Linked DNA regions of Homo sapiens: region 2 is linked to region 1. A link is a contact called in ENCODE Hi-C or POLR2A ChIA-PET data. All regions are on one chromosome and are shown on one strand. The core of a region is the stretch at or near the end of the contact, and the rest is flanking DNA. Distances in the headings are between cores, read along the strand shown.

Region 1 (6,093 bases), core at 1,058-3,557:
CTAAAAGAAAGAAGCAGATGTATATATCTGCTGTCATGAAATGATCTCTAAGATGCATCTTTAATTAAAAAAAGAAAAGTACAGGCCAGGCACGGTGGCTCACGCCTATAATCCCAGTACTTTGGGAGGAAGAGGCGGGTGGATCACCTGAGGTCAGGAGTTGGAGACCAGCCTGGACAACATGGCGAAACCCCGTTTCTACTAAAAATATAAACATTAGCAGGGTGTGGTGGCACATGTCTGTAAACTCGGGAGGCTGAGGCAGGAGAATCGCTTGAGCCCAGGAGGCAGAGGTTGCAGTGAGCCGAGATCATGCCACTGCACTCCAGCCTGGGCAACAGAGAGCGACTCCGTCTCAAAAAAAAAAAATGTACAGAACAGTGTGCTCAATGTATTACCACTTATTAATGGGAAATGCTATTGCTTTTTGAAGGGAAAATGGTAGTGATAGGGTGCACTTCACTTTTGTACTGCCGACTTTTCTTTTAAACAATATATGTGATTTACCTGTTTAAACAAAAAAATTGGTATTAATTTTACAATAATATATTGAATGATGTAAATCTACATTTTGTATATATGTAGATGTATTTCTATAACTACATAAAATAATTTATCATTATATTATACACTGTACCTATAATAGGACATAACTGTGGCATGCTATGTTACAGGCTATGGTTATAGTATGACGTAGAGCTGTGGCTAATGTTATATACCATAGCCTAGTCATGACATATTGTAGGTACATATATATTAGTAATAACATAAATATATAAAAATAGTTATGCAAATATTTACATTTATATTCTGAACAGATAAAAACTGGAAGAAAATATAATGAAAAGTTAATTTTGGTTTCTCTGGGTGGTGAAACTATAAGTAGTTTTTTAAAACTTTTTTGTATATATATGTTTTAAAATTTGCATTGTAATTATTTGTGTATATGTGAGTATATATATGTGTATGTATGTATGTGTGTGTACACATATAATCAGCATAGATTATGTAGGCTGTTTAGTTTTCATGTGTAGTTTTCTTATTTCTGCCTGTTTTAAAAAAACTAATAATATAATTATACATAATTACATAAATATTCTGTTACATTTCTATCTGCCAAAGCAATTTCATATTAATTATTTCCTCTGGGTGCCCCATTGATCTGGAGATAGGCAGAATGTACATTAACACTACCATTTTACAGATGAGTAAACCGAGGTTCTGTCCAGTTCAATGGAAGGGTATGAGTCAGAGCCAGGGACTGTTGGCCAACTTGGTTTTAGGTTGATGATGGACTGGGTTCCAGGGAGCAGTAAGGGCTCTGGAGATCTGGAGACTGCCAGCCTCTCATTCCACATGTGCCCTGTTGCAAGGCCCTCGAAGCAACGCTGCCATTTCCAGGAGTACTGGGAGGAAGATAAAGGGATGTCCACAGTGGGCACATTAAGGATCTCTTGCTTTTTTCTTCTCTCCACTGCATTAATGTAGTTTTTAAAAATCATCATCATAGATCGGAAAATACATGAACGTATTGCATGTGAGTGTAATGAAAAACTGGAGAACACGCCAGTCTTTTTTTTTTTTTTTAATCTTTGTTGCATAGTTTTTTATCTTCTTTTTGTAAACAGAAAAAAAAAAAGCCTCGAGTCTCTGAAACAGCTTCCCATTCGACCTATGCAGGTCACATTTACATGTAGTTCTTAAACTGGTGGTTGAGCCTGCGTTTTGGCATTTACCCTTCCCAAATGCCTTGAGGAGGGAGCTTCATCTTTAGCCTCAGATCACGTCACTCTCGTGCTCAAAGCCGTCCGCTGGTTTGCATCTCACTGGGTGTAAAAGCCGAAGTCCTTGCCATGACCTTCGAGCTCCTGAGTGATCTCCCCCACCTCTGCCTCCCTCTGATTTGATCATTCTGCTCCAAACACATGTCCCCCCTGCTCTTCCTGAACACACCGAGCAGGCTCTGCCCCAGGCTTTGAACTTGCTTTTCCCTCTACTTGGATCTCTTTTCCCCTAGAGAGACAGGTGGCTTCTTCCCTTGCTGCTTTTTATCCTTACAGAAACCTCCCCTACCGTACGAGTGCTTTCTTAACCTCCATGTGCGTCATACTAACACATCACGCCACCCTGGGACTCCACAGGACTCCACATTTCCTTTAATGATTTATTTTTTCCCATAATGTGTATCCCCATGTGGCATGCTGTATATTATCTCCCGCCCCACCAATGGCTGGACTGGAAACCTCACGAGGACAGGGATGGTATCTTTTTTGCTCATTGCCAGCATGCAGGACCGTACAGAGGATGGAGGTAGTCAGTGATGCAAAACTGATTTTAAATTGTTTGGTGCTGTGCCAGAAGGAGTGATTATTCTCACTATGCGGCTTCCTCTGACCTCTGAACTCCTGCTGGAATGATCTGGACCGCTCAGTTTGGCATTTTAATTATATACTGTCTCATGTTACAACTTAAAGTGTTCTAATTTTACGTATTTGCTTATACGGTAAACATGTATTCAGCTTCACCTATGTATACCAAGCACCTCAGAAACCTGAAATCATTCCTTAAGACCAAAGAACAGATAACAGGCTGATAGCATGCTGATTTTGTTTTTTTATCTTCCACTTCCTACCTAGGACAGTGCAAGTAAAGAGTCAGCCCTCAAGAAAACAGAACAAAAAAGCAAGTCACTGGGCTGTGCACATTTAGTAAGCTCCACTGGTACCAAATGCTTGTAGGTTAATGAATTAGGAACATCAGTTTTCTTGGTGCAAATATGCTCCCAGCTTAGTTAAGAGGTTCTTCAGTTTGAATTTGTTTGGATGAAAACAAGATGGTTCCAAATTTCTGTGTAAATCTGAAACCAGACAAGTTTCACACAGTTGCACATTTCAAAAAAAAAAAAAAAAAAAAAGTTCTGCTCCCGTTTGGTAAGTATTCTGTGTATCTGAAAGGAGAAAAAAAAAAAAAAAACCTTGTAGTTTCCAATTGCAAAATGAGTCTTTATTTCCTCTCCAAAACCCTTTATGTGCCGTGAGTTGGTGAGTGTAAACCGGCTTCCTGGTGTGTGTGTGCAGCCCTGGGATGCCACAAGTCACATTTGTGACATGTCGGCTCTGGGAAATGCTGTGGAACCTGTCAGAACAATCCGTTCCACATAAATACAAAATGCTCTTTCTCACCCATGTCACCACGAACCTTTATTCAGGGCTTAAAACCCAGCTAGGCCTATATGAACAGCGTATGTTCGGAGCTTTTCCTACACACACAAACACGCACACACATACACACACATCTTTATCTTTCTGTCATTCTCTGCATTAACTACATTCTTAAAACCTGGAGGTATGCCAATCTTTTTTTTTTTTCAAAGAGGAAAAAAAATCAAAAGTTTTTGGTAATTGAAATTCATGACAAATTACAGACAGTTTTTTTCTTTCTTTTTTAGAACACCGTGTTCTTAGAAAAGTGTCTTCTTACTGAAATGAAAAAGCGTGGAAGCCGTGTGCGCCCGTGGACGTGGTTTTGTGACTCATGGCTGCCCTGGGCTGACAAGGACCAGTGTTTGATCTCTAAATCACGGGAAGACGAGTGTTGGATGTCAGGTGGTGGTGTGGTATCAGAGAAAATCGGTGGTCTTTTTGTTTTGCACCTGTGTTCTTTTGCTGTCGGCAAGGTGGGCCCAGGTAAAGCCAGCGTAGGTGAGCAAGGGGTCGCTGATTTTAATTGAGTAGTTATTCCAGTAACACCATCTATTCTGTTCACAGCCAAATGGGGTGGCCCCCTCCAATTTATCCCTCAGGCAGATTTCAAGAAAACGCTGTAGTCCAATATAATCGATGATTTCATATCCGAGAAAAGGTTTTTGTGTTTTTATTTTGTTCCAGTGTTTGCTTTAGGACTGATACTACCATTGCTTTTAATAAACTCCTTTGATACATTTTCTCCCCAGAAGAGACTTTTTTTGTTGTTGTTTTCAAGGTCACACAAAGAATATAACTTTGGTTTATTAATGGAAACCTTCTAGCTACTGGTTAATTCATTACTGCACAGTACAATTTTAAAAGTCACCAACAATGTGGTTCTTTGTCTTTAATTTCTTTGGATGTGTGGTTGTGTGTGTGCGTATGTCAGCACCTTTTTACCTTAAAGAGATACGCGAATCCCCATGAATTATTATACTTTCACTTGTTTTTGTGCCCACTTAAATTTATAGGTAAATATGTGTAAATTTGGGAAAAATATACTTTTTCCACTGTTCGAATTTCTTTCCTCAGAACTTTCCTAAGACTATAAAACTACAGCAGAGATGCTGGGGGCGCTGGGATCTGGGTGAGAGAATTGAGGCATGCACCTTGGGTGCAAAATTTAATGGAGTGCCAAAAAGGCAGTAATTAAGAAAAATGATAATTGGATGCAATGTTTAAAAAAATAAAATGAATGCACCAAAATTCACAATGAACAAAAAATTCAGATTTTAAATAAAGGCAGGATCTGATCCTGTCCACTGATTTTTAGAAGAGTGAGATGTATGTGCAGGCTTCTGATATCTCAAAGACAATTTTGGGAAACATCTTGCACAGAATCTATCATCACGGATTTTTATTTTAGGAGAAGATGTTACCTATCACCACGAGGGTAAGTTTTGACAACCGAATTTCTCCCCCTTTGCTCTTGCGGTTACTCCACAGACATTTGAGCATTCCGCGACAAAACTGTTTTCCAGTCCTGGACAAATACTTTTTATTTCTGAAAGCATCTCGCAGGGGGAGCTAGGGAGTAACACACTGCTCAAAGACGCTCTTTATAAAGGGACTTTCTGTGTCGTTTCTGGATTTTGATAGCAACTTTTGAGTAGGGCCGAGCAGCCTTTGCAGGAATGGGTGGATGGCGGCTAAGGTCATTGTCAAGGACTTGGGATCAATTAGTATGCAGATCAGAGCCAAGGAGTTCAAAGGTATTGTTCCAATTCAATCACATTAGCCAGGGCAGAGATGAACAAACAGCACGACCTTAATCACCAAGCCTTACCCATTCACTGGGTGTGTGTGTGTGTGTGAGAGAGAGAGAGAGAGACACACTAAGATCTGGCCAACCATGTGAAGATATGAGAAAGCTGACCCCCAAGCCTTATTATTTATAAAATATAATATGTACATTTCCTTCCGTGTATATTTGAGGGAGAACTTAATTGAAGGTGAACAAACTGGCTCTGTATTTCAATGCATGCCTTCACACATACACAGACACATTAAATGCCTTGCAAAAAACCAAAATCTCACTAGTATAATGCCAAGGTAAGTTCTTTTCCCTCTTACTTGCAGACAAGCCTATTCAAAATGTGCACAATTCTTTCAAGTCCCCCAAGTGAGAGGACGTGAAATTCCACATTCTAAAATACAGTATCTGCAGTCTAAATATACCTTTCAACTGTGTGGTTAGAGCTAACATGGAGATAAATGAGGAAATTTTGAATTTTTAAAACATCACAGGAAGAAGGATTTTTTCCCCCTTCTCTCTCTTCTCAAAGGAAAACCCAATTATTTTCCTGATTTGCCGATGTGATGCATTGGAATGTGGGCAAACCAGTGGCCGCTACTCATTGCCTGTGTCCTTAAAACATACAGCACGGAAGAGTAGGGACACAGATGCATAGTGTAAATACGCGGGTTCCATCTATAATTATATCTACAGCACACATGAGATACTTTTATGGTTTGGGTGGAAATGAGGAACGACAAGGGGATTAGCCTTTGACAAAATGTGACATTTAAGCAGGTTCACCTGGTTCTGGAACCCTTTGCCCTCCGAGTCGCTGTTTATCTGCGTTCACATGTAAGTTTGCTGCATCAATCTGGATAAACATTTGCTAAACCCAACAATGACTTCTATTGGAGTGGATTACCCCGGGAAGCTGTAGGCTGCACTGGGGGAGAATTCCGCCTCGGTATCTTCATTTCCATCTAAAATCAAACATGATCCGGTAACTAAGGTTTTCCGAATCCAGTCTCTGCCCCCACCTCCGGCCCTGGGAAGACAGTTAATCATAGCTGGCGAAGATGAAAGACGCGCAGGGAAACGCAACTCTAGCAG
Region 2 (6,077 bases), core at 3,470-5,969, 50 kb after region 1:
AATCTTTTCTTGGTCACCTCTAAAATAGAGAGCGGGCACTTTATCTTTGAGATGGCTTTGTTTCCAGTGGCCATAATTGCTTTGGTATTTCGGTGTTTATGTGTGTTTCAACAGCACAGAGGGGCAAGCTAACTCAGGCAGAACTCCATGGCCTCCAGCAAATTCCCAGTATGTGATTCTTGGTAAGACAAAAATTGAATGGAAAGAACATGTGCTTTGGAATCAAGCACATTTAGCAGGTTATGAGGCTGATTCTGTCAGTTCACTGCATGACTTTGAGGAAATCATCCACCTCTTTAAACTTGATTCATCTTCAGTATAAAAGTTGGGATCACAGTGTCTACACTCGTGCTGTTGTAAATATTTAATACAATATAATAGTAAAGGTCCAAGCAGAGATGCTCATTAAATATTGTCAGTATTGATCCTTTTGCCATATGCTGGTATCTACAGAGAGAGGAAACTTTTGTTTCTTTTTTTTTTTAAGTCTATAGAAGTTTGTTGTGTAGACAAAGATTATTTATAATATGAAAGACTCATTTGTCCATCTGTAAGCATTAATATGAGCAAAAATACATTAGACTAAACCCTATAGAGTTAGTGGTATTTGATATTTTTACCACTAGCAATGGTAATGCCATATGGTTCAAATAAACGTAAGCAATTCATATTTATCTGTGTGTTTCTAGAATTGTTTTATTGAATGAATAAAATGGCATAATTCACTTAAAAAATCCAGAGCATGTGGTTACGCTAAACCTTAGGTTGCCATATAAGTAGCATGTGTGAGAATTTCTTTGAATGTAATGAGACCTAGAATGAATGTGTAATTCCTCTGAAATGAAGCTTCAGGAATATTTTTGGGAGTCTGTGGCTGAATGGACAAAACATAGCCTGTGGTTGAATTCAGACTCCACTACATATGTGGATGAATGGCACTGGGCACGTTCCTTACCCTCACTGAGCCTCCGAGTCCTCATTCATTCAATAAATGCTGCCACTTAGGCCTGCTTTAGGGATTGAGAGAAAATATTTCAAGGTCTAGTTCAGTGTCTGATCTGTAGCAGGGGCTTAGTAAAGGGCTATGACGCTACAGCACATTTTCTTGGTCATTGTAATGGCAGAGACTTTGTAGAGAAAGAGGAGCAGGTATTTTGGTGTCTTTAGAAACCACCCATAAGGTGAGAAAAAAAAATTGGTTCCTGGCACAAGAGAATTGAAAGAGTTCTTTCTAGGCCTCCCAGTGATAGATGAGGCCACGGCATTGTGAAAACTGTCCACTCTAAAGGGTAGGGTTGAGGTGTGAGGTAGACAACTTGTAAGGTGATTTCCAAGATCTCTGCCTCCTGGTATTCACATCCTTGTGTGAGCACCTCTCTTGAACGTGGGCTGGACCTAGTGACCCACTTCTAGTTAACAGGATATGTGAAAAGGGAAGGGATATCATTTCTGAGATTAGTTTATAAAAGATATGACTTCTGTCCTGAGTGCAACCTGTCTCCTGTTGTTTCCTTGCTTGCTTACAAGGATGAATCCTCCTGTCCTGTTGGGACCTGCCCTATGGAGAGGGCCATAGGACAAGCAAATGGGGATGATTCCCAGCTGGTGAAGAACTGAGACCTTTAGTCCAGCAGTCCTTGTGGAGCTGATTCCTGCCAGCAACCACGTGAGTGTGCTCAGAAGCAGATTCTGTTCCCAGTTAAGCCTTAGATGCCTGCAGCCCTTGATAACACCTTGGCTACCTTCTGCGGGAGACCCTGAAACAGAAGACTCAGTTAAGCTGTGCCCAAATATTCCTGACCTATGAAGCTGTGGGGCAATACATACTAGTTGCTTTCATTCAGCCACTATGCTTAGGGAGAATTTATGTGGCAACAAATGACATGAGGTATGTGTGGAAACAGAAACAATCCTTTTGTGTTGCTGTGGAGGTACAAGGTACCTGCTGTAGAGGCAGTCAGGATACAGCGTGGCTCTGAGACCTTCTTTCCTGGCAAACAGCTGGTGGAAGTCGAGAAAAGGGATCTCGCTGGGGTGGATGTTCCTGCGGCCTGGACATCAAGATCTGTCATGTAACATAAATCAGAGAAGATCAATGCTGCAGTTGTAGGGAGCTTTGCAGCACCATTTCCACCATGATGGACCTCAAACTTCTCTTCTATGGGATACATGGTTAGAAAACCACAGCTATGGAGGAGGAAGAGGGCAATAGAACCGTTTCTTGGAAGTGATGCCTCTCAAAGCCTAATTCTCTCAAGTCAAGCTAAGTCCCCATTCCTTCTGGTTTGTCTCCACCTTTCTCCTCTGCAGAGCAGGCTGCACAGGCATGGTCCCCCCCACATGCAGACATACCTCATTCCTCAGGTCTGCCCTGTTACCAGTTTTGTCGTGCATCTCGTGCTAAACTTACTTCTCAAATGGAAAGCTGCCTCAAGGGCAGGGTGGCACGGTGGAGAGGGCAGGGGCTCTGCATCTGACCTGTCTGACATCTGATCTTGGCCCTACTGGTTACTTGCTGGGCAGTCTTGGCGAATTTGTTTAATCTTTTTGAACTCTGGACTCATCAGCAAGAAAAAGGGAATGATAATATGTACTTTACAGGGCGGTTCTGAAAATTAAGCCAGACAAAGTGCTTGGGACGAGAGCCTGGGACGTTCTGACAGCAGTGTGGTTGTGGCTCGTGTCTGTGTTATTTTTCTGATTGTCTCCATGCAGGGTCACAGTAGGATTCACATGGGGTCACTTAGGCTCTGCCCTGGCCGGCAAACACTGCACTCATAGGTCCCCTCCTCAGAGCTCTCCAGCCCCAGGACAGATTGGGGGTGATATCAGGCAGGAGGACTGTGCTGGGATGTGACCCACTGGGAGGCCTCCATGTGGGACAGAGCCAGAGGCAGCACCTGGGCCGTGACACCAGTGCCTGGGGACGTGGTTTGCCTGGGAGCCAGGTGGAGCTGATCCTCCTTCTGGTGGGTGCTCTGTGCCTGAGGCATAGCTGGGCTGCAGGGGGTGGAGGACTCCTCATTCTGTCACTGCCACTCACAGGGCCTGGAGAGCTGTGTCTGTTTCTGGAACCTCTGAATCACAGCCTCCTTGGGTTCTTCTGAAGGCACATTGCACCTTCTAGAAGGGTATGACTCAGAAGGAAAGAGAGAAAAACCTCTACTGGCAAGAGGAAATGGCTGCAGTGTTTACTTTATCTGAAAATGGCACACGCTTTTATTAAGACATAAATGCCAGTGATGGATTCTGCTCTTGGCGTGTGGCTGTGCTCCCCAGCCCTGAGGTGAGATGGTCAGGAGATGTGAGACCCTACAGAGAAAATATTTACCATGCTGAGCTGTCATGAGACAGAGTAAGTGGGCAGAGGGCAGCTGGTTCCTTTGACCACCTCATTCTAGGGAAAATAAACAGGGACCCTGGAGCAGTCACTAACAGAGGGGAGCAAGTATCCTCTCTCTGCAGTAGAATCTCTGAAAATTCGGATAACGTTAATTGTGCCACTGTGGTGGCAGTGCAAGAAATTCCTGTTCATCCCGCTGCAATGATGATTAAGGTAACAAACACCCAGTCGGGAAGTCAGGCTCCGGCCCTGGAGAATAGTTGAGGATCGCCTGTAGCATATTGTTCCACTCTGCTGGCATCCTAACTAGACAGCTTTAGTTTTAGCATAAAATCCATATTCCAGACCTTTATGGAGCAGAGAGGCAAACTCCAATGCTGCCGTTGCAAGCATCAAACAGCATTAGAATGAATTAAGGAGATTTAAGACTCTCGATGCTGTCGGGGCTCTTCTCCATCCCCTCTGTTTTCTCCAAGGAGCTGTTTTAAAGGCGTGGGGGGCAAATTGGAAGAAGGGAGTGGGAAAAACGCAAACCAATCACGCTAACCTCGCTCCGGAATCGAAGTCTGACTCTGTACCACGCATGGATTTAATTGGGAGAGAGGTCTTTTAGAGACACTCTGGGTGGGTGCATAGATCAGTCTGGAGTTTCACAGTACGGCTTCTTCCAAGGTCAGAGCATGTGTCCAGGGTCTTCCCCGCTTCCTGGTGGACGGGAAGGCGTCTTCGGTCCGGTGGTTGACAAAAAATCCAAAGAGGGCGTCAGATGTGTGCACTCTGGTGTTTGGAATTTAAGTAAAATCTGTAATTTTCCTCCTGCATTTCCTCAGAGAAATTAGCTATTCTATTCACTGCATAAATTTTCAGGTTTTGCTAGCACGACACTCAGGGTGTTGAATTTTTTATGACAAAAATGCTGTAATAATTGTTGAACAGATGTAAGTGTTGGAGACTCGGCTCTGGCAGACCTCACGAAACCTCGATTAGCAATTTAACCCTGTCCTCCCTCCTGTCCGCACGCCGGGGAAGAGGAGTTGCAGTTTTGAATGGCTTCACTGGGATATGCACAAAGGCAGAGAAAGAGTTTTCTGGAGAGCAGGGGAAGTCCTTTAACGAGCTCTTATGCCCAGCCAGAAAAGGAAGAACTCGGTGCAGCCTAACCCTGAAATTACCACATTACCAAGTTGTCTAGCTGGGTGATTAATAAACTAATTGACACGGGGGACACTTGTCACTGGCGAAGCAGCTCCCTAGCCAAAGCGAGGAGCAACTACATAGCGTCTCCCGGGGAGCTGGGAAGTGACAGTCTACACCCGCTTCCGGGCTCCCCGTGACATAGGCCAGCCGGGCCTCCATTTACACCTCAAAGCAAAGTCACAGAGGGATCCGCCCCTTTCCTGGCTGCCTACACAGAAAGCAGCCATGGGAGACTTGCCGAGGACTTTGTCCACCAAGTGATGAAAGCATGCAAATGCCTCCGAATCAAAGGTAAATCAAAAGAAAATGGCAGCCCGCAAGAGGAGGCGGCGGTGACAGCCCGTCAGCCGTACAGCCACCCGACAGGCCTGGTGGCAGCGTGGAGGCTGCCAAGAGAACCGCCTGAGGAGGCTGCCGCCAAGACAGATGTCACGGCGAGGAGGGCGCGCTTCCGTCGCTTTCGGCGGGGCCTCATGGAGCAGGAAGTGGTACTACATGTGCCACTTAAGAGAATAATAATACTAATAAAACTGGGCGTTGTGAAGGGGGAGAGGTGGGGGAGAAAGGCTGGTTAGAGAGAGAGAGAGAAGAGGGGAAAGGCATGTCACAGTGTTTGGTAAAGGAGGAACTGAATTGATGGCCATCCTGAAGTTTGTGTGTGTGCGCACATGTGCGTCCTTTAGCAGGCTGGCTTTCCCTAGGCGCTTACAGCATCTTGAGAGGCATTGTGCTGGTGGAGACGTGGGGTTCTGGTGACAGCTGTGTCTTTGCAAGAGAGGAGAGGTGACCACAAGGCCACAGAGGTCCTCTAGTTTTTATAGCCCTCTTTTCTGCCTTTCCTGGAAATTGACTTTTGGTTTCCTGCCAAGATTGGGTTGCCCATTATACAAAAAAGCAGACTCCTGCTTGGGGCATTGCAGAGTTGCAGAGATGGAGGGAGACAGAGGCAGGTGAGGAAAGCCTCAATGTCTGATTTTCTCTGTGTCTGCCTCTGTGTTATTTGCGGATGGGTCGTGAGCCCCAGCCCAGCAGCCCACGATATTCGGACCTTAAGTACTGAAAATAACCTACTCCCCTTTTCATGGGTATTTTAAATTAAAATTAATATATAACAGGCCAGGTTTAGTGGTTCACGCCTGTAGTTTTCAGCACTTTGGGAGGCTGAGACAGGAGGATCGCTTGAGCCCAGGAGTCTGAGACCCACATGAGCAACGTGACAAGACCCCATCTTTACAAAAATAAGAAATAAAAAAAATTAGCTAGGCATGTTGGCATGTGCCTGTGGCCCCAGCTACTTTGGAGGTTGAGGTGGGGAAGATCACTCGAACCTAGGAGGTTGAGGCTGCAGTGAGCAGTGATGGCACCACTGCACTCTAGCCTGAATGACAGGGCGAGACCCTGACTCAAAAGAAAAACGTGAGTGTGTATGTGTATAATAATAATTACATATATATATATAGCCATTACAGCAAGAATGTCCAACATAACAGCTCTTATGTGTTTTTTGTATGTCAAGTTTTTCTAAAAATTGCTGACT

The links. A loop is a pair of places that touch in the nucleus more often than their neighbours do. ChIA-PET counts read pairs that join two places held with the same protein, here RNA polymerase II (POLR2A). Pooled maps may share reads with other maps.
Region 2: a map of A673 shows a loop between it and region 1 (4-fold over the local background). The contact joins the promoter of LINC02325 here to the enhancer-like site in region 1. A Hi-C loop is called at or near these places in 5 of 168 maps with a recorded cell type or tissue (A673, CD4-positive, alpha-beta memory T cell, GM12878 and 1 more), 1 of 37 single-sample maps with no recorded cell type and 12 of 50 pooled maps. POLR2A ChIA-PET finds 5 or more read pairs at or near these places in 9 of 52 experiments (CD4-positive, alpha-beta memory T cell, GM12878, PC-3 and 5 more).

What each region holds. Positions count from the first base shown.
Region 1 is chr14:97,406,069-97,412,161 of GRCh38, forward strand. No RefSeq gene overlaps it. Among named protein-coding and RNA genes, the nearest start is that of LINC02325, 50 kb to the right of the region's middle. RefSeq lists an enhancer at 5,839-6,093. Within about 2 kb of position 2,308, at least 2 of the 41 ENCODE cell types and tissues checked have a DNase peak (open chromatin) inside an H3K27ac peak, as active enhancers do; they include A673 and GM12878, where a contact is called at or near this core.
Region 2 is chr14:97,454,097-97,460,173 of GRCh38, forward strand. LINC02325 (long intergenic non-protein coding RNA 2325) reads left to right here and starts at 4,720. Exons shown (of 5, transcript NR_110166.1): 1 at 4,720-4,831.